3 separate regions of the Homo sapiens genome follow, and regions 1 and 3 are each linked to region 2. The links are chromatin contacts, found by Hi-C in ENCODE. All regions are on one chromosome and are shown on one strand. Each heading gives the region's core, a stretch centred on a gene start or an enhancer-like site at or near the end of the contact. The rest is flanking DNA. Distances are from core to core; before and after follow the strand shown.

Region 1 (3,141 bases), core at 404-2,903, 2.3 Mb after region 2:
CCCAAAAAGGCTGTTGAATAAATACATAAGTAAATTCCATTTTTATACTATCTACTGATGTCTAAAAATTCCAAATTAGAAGTTAAAAATCCTATGATAGATATCTAAAGGAGAACAAAGTAATCCAAAATTAATTATATATTACATGCTACCTAGGATTTTATGAAACTGAGCTCAATCTCAAAATTAAAGAACTGTACTATAGGCTGGGAGCAGTGGCTCACGCCTATAACCCCAGCACTTTGGGAGGCCAAGGCAGGCAAATCACTTGAGGCCAGGAGTTCAAGACCAGCCTGGCCAACATAGTGAAAACCCATCTCTGCTAAAAATACAAAGATTAGCCGGGTGTGGTGGCTGGGGCCTGGAACCCCACCTACTTAGGAGGCTGAGGCACAAGAATTGCTTGAACCTGGGAGGCGGGCCATGAGCCTAGATCGCACCACTGCACTCCAGCTTGGATCACAGAGCGAGACTGTCTCAAAAAAAAAAAAAAAAAAAAAAAAAAAAGAAAGAACTTACTGTAAAATCTGCTTTGCTTTGTTACTCACTCTTATGAATACAGAGCCAATCACTGGTTCTAGCCTCACTATTATGCTATATTAAGGGAGGAGACCACCCCTCATATTGTCTTACACCCAATTTCTGCCTCCAAATAAAGAAGTAAAAACTAAAAGGCAGAAATGAAATCCACAGGCAGACAGCCCAGCGCTGAGCCCTGGGCCTGGTAGTTAAAGATCGACCCCTAACCTAAGCGGTTATGTCATCTATAGATTCCAGACATTATATGGAAAAGCATTGTGAAAATCCCTGTCCTGTTCCGTTCTGATTACCAGTGCATGCAGCCCCCAGTCACGTACTCCCAGCTTGCTCAATCGATCACGATCCTCTCACGCGGACCCCCTTAGAGTTGTAAGCCCTTAAAAGGGACAGGAATTGCTCACTTGGGGAGCTCAGTTGTTGGAGACGTGAGTCTTGCCGACGCTCCCAGCCGAATAAAGCCCTTCCTTAACTCGGTGTCTGAGGGGTTTTGTCTGCAGCTCGTCCTGCTACAATATTACTGTATATATGTAAAATATGCTATATTACTATATTTTCTCATTTATAAAGTGGGAGTAAAAATAACAGCTACCTCATTGCATTTTTGTGAGGATTAAATTAGTTAACACATGTATAATAGTTATGGGACATAGTGACCACTTAAGAAATGTTAGCTAGTATTATTGTTGTTGTTACCAGGCACTGTTCTGGCTAACATTCTATTAGACCAAGTTAAATATTAGTTCATTTAGTTAATCTGCCCAGAAAAGTATTAATAGAAGCAAGTTGCCCATATAACCTGTCCCCTTGACAACAAAATTTGCCTTCTGAAAGCCATTAATGGATTCTCAAGGTACAAGAATTGCCTATGAATTGTTTACTTTTTAGAATATGATTTCCCCTTGAGGCAGAATATATATTTAACAGGTCCTAAATGTATACCAGAAAGAACTGAATCGCCAGCTTCACTAACAGGTTTCTCTAAAAAGAAAATCAGACAGCAATTTTACCTTCTGTTCAGGCCAGATGATGTTCCTAATCCTGCAAGGTCTGGGGTACTTTCATCTGATAAGAGCCCATGAGCTTCTGAGAGCTTCAAATGACTACTACTTAGGTTAAAAATAAGCACCGAGAAACAAAAACTGAGAAACAAAAGCAGAAGTATTTCTAAAATTGCTCTCTTCGCACTGTCTCGCTGCGGGTACTTTCCTGTCTCTCAGATCACTGACCTTCAGTCCAGCAATTTCCAGTGTCCTGCAGGCTGCTGATCCCAAGATGCTCAGCCACACAAAGGTGTTGCGGCCAAGTAAGGTTGGGGAACCCATACTATACTCCCTTTTGCCACAATACCTTTTTAACCAGACTCCTTTTGTGATAGTAGGTAGCTAGTTAGACCTGAGCAGGGCAGAAGAGGGCTCCCCTGCCCCACTCCAGGAGTGTCAGGCAACCACTGAGGTCAGGCAGTTGTTAACTGTCTCTCTAAAATAATAATTGGGCCGGGCACGGTGGCTCACACCTGTAATCCCAGCACTTTGGGAGGCTGAGGCAGGCGGATCTCTTGAGGTCTGGAGTTTGAGACCAGCTTGGCCAACACAGTGAAACCCCATCTCTAATAAAAATACAAAAATTGGCAGGGCATGGTTGCGGGCACCTGTAATCCCAGCTTCCCCGGGAGCCTGAGGCAGGAGAATCGCTTGAACCTGGGAGGCGGAGGTTGCAGTGAGCCGAGATCGCACCACTGCACTCCAGCCTAGGCTACAGAGCGAGAATCTAAATAAAAGAATAAAATAAAATAAAATAATAATTGGTCACAGCCAGCACCAGAGAAAGGCAGTCTCCCAATAGATAGAAACACCTGAAGCTGGGAATCAGCAGTTTCCTGATAAGATCTCAGGAGTTGGGCCAGTGGGCTCAAGCAAAAAAGAGGCAAAATGGCAAAGTTTAACTGGTATATGACCTTCTAGGAACATTCAACTGGTAAGAGAAGAATGCCTCGAGTGAGCATGCGTACAACTCCAGTAAACATACCGTGCATGCATCACTCCTAAGTGCTGGCAGCCACTGCGGATGCGGAGAGCCCACCCAAGGGAAGAATCAGGAGACAAGGGACACAAGCTCCTGGAAATATGACAACATATAAAATCCCAAGTCAATGGGGAATCCATGCACTTGATCTCTCCAGTCACCCCCTTGGCCCTCTTCCAAGTTCACTTCCTTTCATTCCTGCTGTAAAGCTTTTGAATAAACTTTCATTCCTCTAAAACTTGCCTTGGTCTCTGTGTCAAATATTTTCTTCTGAAGAGGGAAGAATTGAGGTTGCTGCAGACCTGTATGGACTCACCACTGCTAACACCTTTTTCAAGGAATATCTACTAGAATCTAGGTGTTGGAAATGCTGAAATAGTCTAAACTAACCAATTATTTCCACCTTAAAATGACTGTAGGCTCATTCACCTGGCCTGGCAAAGTCAGCACTTACTTAAAAGCAGATGGGAGAGAATGTTGACCCTATACATACCCACAGTCCCTGATCAACATACATTTTCATGAAGAGGTATATCTTGGATCAAGTCAAAAAGAAACTATCCCCGGATCCATCTGAGG
Region 2 (2,832 bases), core at 20-2,519:
TAAGCCAGGACATGCCCCTGAATCTTTTATCCTGATAATCATATTTTCCTAGGCACAAGGCCTGAGAGTTAACAAACCTGATTTTTTGATAGTATTTGTCCTGGAAAATAAAACAAAATGTCTTTCTTTAAGGGATAGTCTTCCTTTTGTCAAAGTGTCAAGGGGGAAAAAAGGGGAAATTTTAAAAGCAGCCTATTTCATTGTCACCACTTCATAAACACTGCACTAAAGGGCAAGAGCCACGCTTTATTCCTCTTGCAAAATCCCAAAGCACCCAGTACAAGGACCTGCACTTAGTAGGCGGACAATTGACATTTGTTAATCAATGTATGAATGATGAGCCAAGTCTCATAGCTTCCATGGAGAATCTTAAATGTCACTCCTTTTGAAATGCGACCATGCTTCTCAACCTACTAAAAATTTCTTAATGAACCACCCACAGACACAGTCTTGTGTGAATATCTCCTGTGTTCCCCAAATCCTTTGTGACCTATGGACACAATTGCTAAACGTGAGTCATGCTTCTATCACTCCCACACAATGGGTATTTTTAATGCTACAGCATTTCCTGAAGTCAAGCGCTCAGGAAATGGTTTTTGCAATAATGACCTCAGCCTCCCCATATTCCCCCCACCCCCCATCACAGAATCCAAGAATAACTGAACAGGTGTCCAAATACCCAGAATTACCCAAGAAACCTCACAACCTGTCTTCTGTTTTCTATCAAAGTCATGAGGTTAACCTCTTGTCCTTTGGAGTTCGAAGGAATGTGTCCAAGAACTGAACACAACCATATCTGTCCTTTATTTATATTGAGACACAGTTTATTTCCAAGACTGTCAATGGTCTCCAGACCCCAGAACTAAATCTGTATACCATCATGGCTAAAAGTATGAGTTCTGGAATTCAAAAGCCTTAGAGACTGAATTCTGACTCTGCCACTAAGTATGTGGCTTCAGCCAAGTCATTTAGCCTTTCAGAGCCTCAATATTCTCACCTGTAAAGTGGAAATAATGGAAGAAACTATTTCTTGGAATGTGTGAAAATCACTCACGTAAACTGCTGATCTCCAGGCCTGATACACAGCAAAATGCCTAGTACTTGCTAATTGTTATTGCGTCAAGTTTCCCCAGATTGAACCTTAGGTCTGGTCAGTTTCTCCTGGACAGCAGTCATTTTGACAGCTTAGGATCTTTAGGTGCCCACATACCTTCAGAACCTCAACCCATTCTTGGGAGCACTGTCTGACCACCCTCTGAGGACCAGAAGCAGGAAGAGAGATCAGATGGTGAGAGGATAAGGACTGTTGATACCCAAGGGAGGTTGTAAAACCACTTGGGCACACCCAAGTTCAAAACAAAGAAGCCATCACACGAGGGTGAGAGAAGAGGTATTTACTCAGTGAGGCCCCTTCCAACCCTCATGGTAAAAGTCTACACTTGTTTAGAAAAGAGTATGTCTGTTTTATGATTTTATTTTTTAAAAAGGGAAACTCAACAACAAAAATGATGATGAAAATGACAATCTGACTATGGAAAACAGGCTCCTGCTATTCTCATCAGACCATCTGACAAACTACCCAAGGGAGTTTCCGAGGCCTCCCAAACAGTAACAGCAGAGCAGCCACTCAAGAGGATGCCCCGGGGAGCCGCCAAACTGCAATTGCCCTGGAAATCAGATTCGAACAGCTCAGACATGAGGGCAAAGGGCGGGATGCATGCATCCCTAAGCACCAGCCCTTCAGCCCAGCAGAGGGGCACAGACAAAGCTGCCCCGGAAGAATTGTTTGGGAGGTGCAGATACAAAGAATAAGATCCTGCTGGCAGCGCTGGGAAACACAGCAGCAGTCGGCACACGCTGGCCCTGGCAGTCAGCAACCGCCTGGCTCAGGCTGAGCAAAACCTTTCTGTGAATATGGCGTGAAAGCAGATCTCTCAGAGGCTCATGCTCCCTGAAGGTGAAAGATCAACAACAAAAAAGGCATTAACCCCTCTCCTAAATGATATTTCATGGCCATCAAAATCCCATCAAAGGAGCAGCTCATGTTCATAAGCCTGGGGGAGATGCTCCCAGCAATTTAGACACATTGGCAGCCCCAGGGAGGAGGACATAGCCTATGGGGACTCTCTATGTGTGAAGGGCAGCAGTTTGCATAACAAATGTTCCATGCACAATCTTGGAACATTGGCATAATTCTTTCTGGACCCAATAATGATAATTACTCTCTGTCCTAATTAAGGAGAAAATAAAGAAGCTAATACTTTTATAAATCAACAAGTAGGATTAGTATGATGTACAAAGCGCCCTTGAGTTTGCTTCAGGAGACTTCCTCCTCTGTGTGACCACAAGTATATCACATCGGCCACCTGGGCTTTTGTTTCCTTATCCATAAATCCTTTCTTTAAGGGGACATCTTATGGGTTCCTTTGAATGCTCCTATCCTAATTTATTCTTCTTTTCCTTTAAAAATGTTTGGTAAAGGCTTAGCATGCATGCAGTAAAATACACAGCATGATGTGTAGTATTCTTACTTAGAATTTTATGCCTTTCAAAGGGCGAAAGATGGTGATCAGGTGATATTGATTCTCTCCTTGTATAGCTTCAAAGATCGTGTTATAGATGAGAAACTAGATATTCAAAGGCACAGAGAACATGTCATCCGTATCACTCAGATTAGAACTTCCAAGTGCTCACTCATGATATGTAGTCTGGTGAGCCAGGCCTCAGAGTGTCCTACTGTGGGCTCATGGAGCAGTTCTTCAGGATGTGGACAACATTGCTTGGACCAGGGACAGGAGAGAAAAAAAAGTGATAGGCTGAGAAGAAATTTTT
Region 3 (2,989 bases), core at 299-2,798, 2.7 Mb before region 2:
GGCTGGTCTTGCAATCTCAGGGGTGGCAGAGGAGGAAGAAATTCACATATAAGTTGATCCTTACAGTTCAAACCAGTATTATTCAAGGATCAACTTTAAATCAATTATACCTCCATAAAGCTGCTAAAGAGAAAAAGAGAAAGAAAATCTTTGAATTGGCTTCTTATTCACAAGTGTGGAGTCAGAATAATGATACCCCAAAGATATGCATGTCCTAATCTCTGGAGACATGAGTATGTGCAACTGTGTAGGACTGTGAACATGTCACCTTACATGGCAAAGGAACTTTGCAGATGTACAGTGATTAAAGGAGTATACTTGAAGATCAGGAGAGTATCTTGGATTAATGGTGTGGGACCAATGTAATCACATGATCTCTTAAAAGGAAAGAGCATTTCTCAGTTGGGTCAGAGAGATGAGACGGAAGAAGAAGGTGGAGAGATTTGAGGGAATCAACCTGACATTGCTGGATTTGAAGATGGAGCAAGAAGTCTACTTGCCAAGCAAAGTGGTAGCAGCCTCTAGAAGCTGGGAATGAGCCTCAGTTTACAGGAAGCAAGAAGACAGGGACTTCAGGCCTACCTCTACAAAGAAGTAAGCTGCAAATAACCCAAATGAGCAGGAAATGAATTCTCCCCTAGAATCTTCAGGAAGAAATGCAGCCTACAGCCTCTTGATGAGACCCATGCTAGATTGCTGACCTAGTGAACTATAGGATACTCAATTTGTGTTATTTTATGCTACAAAGTTTGTAGCAATCTGTTCCAGCAGTAAAAGAAAATGAATACAAAAAGTTTTCATGGGCAGAAAGTTGGAATTATTGACTCAAGTAGCTGTTTGAATGACCTGTGCTCCCAGTTATAAATCACAAATAATCGAGTTGATTGTATTTTGCCATTGTTTACTGCATGTTCCTTTCTCAACAACTTTAGGTTTACTCACTTTTTAAAATGCAGCTCTAGCCACACAGTTGTTCTGCCATAGGCTGGTTGGGGTGTAGGGGGTGGGTAGTTCTTATGTCCTAGTCTGAGGCATACACAAGTTACGTTTTCTGCAAATATAGAAATATTTTCTCATTAAACACTGGTCACATCAAACATCACATTGCAATTTTTTGGGGTGTGTGTGTGTGTGTGTGTGTGTGTGTACAGATTTTGAAAGCCAACAAATTTCAAGATAAAACATTGTACACTTTTCCAGACACCTAAAAACTTCTCAGGTTTAATAGTCTGTAACAGGCTGTTTGAATTTAAATACTGGCTCCACTCTATACCTCGCTGGTTGCTTAACACTCTGTGCCTTAGTTTTCTTATCTGTAAAATGGGATGACAGGGCTACACTGAACATAAGGATTAAATGAATTTGTCTCTGTAAAGCACTTTTAACAATGGCTGGTACATTGTAAGCACCAGTGAGTGTCGGGTTGTTAATTGTTATTATTACAATGATGTCTTTGCTGCCAGTTAGGACAATTTCCAACTCAACAGTGGATTCACCTAACTTCATGTGCCCTAGCAGAGGAAACCTCAATTTGCTTGTGTGTCTGTCCCGCCAAGAAAATGCAGGTCACTTCCTCTGGCTTTCTTGCCTTAAGAGTTCCTGTTTCTGCCGAAGCAGAAGCAGGAAGAGAAAGTGACACAGTGATGTTTGCTGAGCAGAGCAGGATTCTGTCCAGTGACTTCTTTTTCCCCAATTAGGAGGCTGTGTTGGCAAGACATGGATTGTTCTTTACGCTTTCCCTATCTTTTCAGCTTTTTCCAAGAGGCCTTGGTCTCTATCCTGAGGCTTTCCTCATCAGCACATGACGGTGAGCTGAAAGATTCCTAAAGTTCTGTTGTCTCTCAAAACAAAACAGAACATTCCAACCAAATTTAAACAGATCCATTTACAATTTTATTACATATCAGCTTTCCTGTGTGGCATTTATTTGAGGAAAGGCTCTCTCAGATATGAGGGAGTTGGTTTTAGAAAATTAAATCAGACAGACTAAAATGACGATCTGATTCATGAGAGGAAAGAAGATACACTATGTGATAGAAGAGTTATTTTTGGAGAACTTATTTTCGTGACTCTGAATGCCCAGAGGAGAAAACATATGGATGGTATTGCTAATTTAGTACCATGTCTGCTTCAGGCTCTATGTGCAGTTTTCTACAGACTGGGCAGCCGACTCTTTGGTCTCCATTTTTGAATGGAGTGCTGCAAGAGATGCTGTCTGACATACGAAACAGTCAACTGAAAATAAAGTAGCAGAGTTAACGTAGGCAGTTTTCTTCACTGTGGTTACAAGATGGCAGGGCCTTCCAAATTTGCACACTGTACATTGAAGTGGAAGTGGATGCTAGCTCTAAAAGCTCTGTGTGGGCGGCGTTGAGAGTGGGTATTTTGATTTGAAAATTTTGTTAGTTGCCATAGTAATTGTCACAATTATGTGGTTTGTTCGATCTTTGTGATACTGAACACCTATTAGCAGCACCCAGAAAGCGGTGTGTTTTAGTTTTTTTTCTTGTGCATACTTACAGAGAGAAAAACAATAATGTGTGGTCAGATTTTAAGATGAAGTAAAAACAATAAAAAAGTATCACATATCTTTATGTAAAGTGTGTTTATTTTCTTAATTATTTTTTAGTCAGATTTCTCTTCAGCAGAAAAGTCATCAGGAAGTGATTTTGTTTTTCTTTTTCCAAAACAAGGAGACCCAGAAACCAAGGTTACAAAGCTTTGTAAAAAGAAGAACAGGAAGCTCTCCTTTTGTTATTAATGTGTTGTGTCAGCAATGATGCTACTTAAGTTCAGGCTGAAATTTAAGCTGAATCAAAAGAGAGTGTGTGTTTCCACTCCCTTTGCATTTGTGGTGCTCACCATGGCCACTGATTATTTAGTCCTTGATTGCTTTCCTGGGGCTGTTTTGCAGGTGACTTTTGAAACATGGAGAGGCATTATTTGGCTAAACAAACTATTTGTGTTGCAATTGTTATAGAAACTTGAA

What was found. Hi-C counts contacts between places; a loop is a spot of excess contacts on that map. Pooled maps may share reads with other maps.
Region 1: a loop to region 2 is called in a pooled map, with 6 times the contacts of the local background. The contact joins two enhancer-like sites. A Hi-C loop is called at or near these places in 3 of 50 pooled maps.
Region 3: a loop to region 2 is called in a map with no recorded cell type, with 6 times the contacts of the local background. The contact joins two enhancer-like sites. A Hi-C loop is called at or near these places in 1 of 37 single-sample maps with no recorded cell type and 2 of 50 pooled maps.

Annotation. Positions count from the first base shown.
Region 1 is chr12:94,816,543-94,819,683 of GRCh38, forward strand. No RefSeq gene overlaps it. Among named protein-coding and RNA genes, the nearest start is that of MIR492, 16 kb to the right of the region's middle. RefSeq lists an enhancer at 1,499-2,018. Within about 2 kb of position 1,654, at least 3 of the 41 ENCODE cell types and tissues checked have a DNase peak (open chromatin) inside an H3K27ac peak, as active enhancers do.
Region 2 is chr12:92,538,867-92,541,698 of GRCh38, forward strand. No RefSeq gene overlaps it. Among named protein-coding and RNA genes, the nearest start is that of LINC02397, 74 kb to the left of the region's middle. RefSeq lists an enhancer at 233-282. Within about 2 kb of position 1,270, at least 19 of the 41 ENCODE cell types and tissues checked have a DNase peak (open chromatin) inside an H3K27ac peak, as active enhancers do.
Region 3 is chr12:89,861,388-89,864,376 of GRCh38, forward strand. No RefSeq gene overlaps it. Among named protein-coding and RNA genes, the nearest start is that of LINC02399, 85 kb to the right of the region's middle. Within about 2 kb of position 1,549, at least 17 of the 41 ENCODE cell types and tissues checked have a DNase peak (open chromatin) inside an H3K27ac peak, as active enhancers do.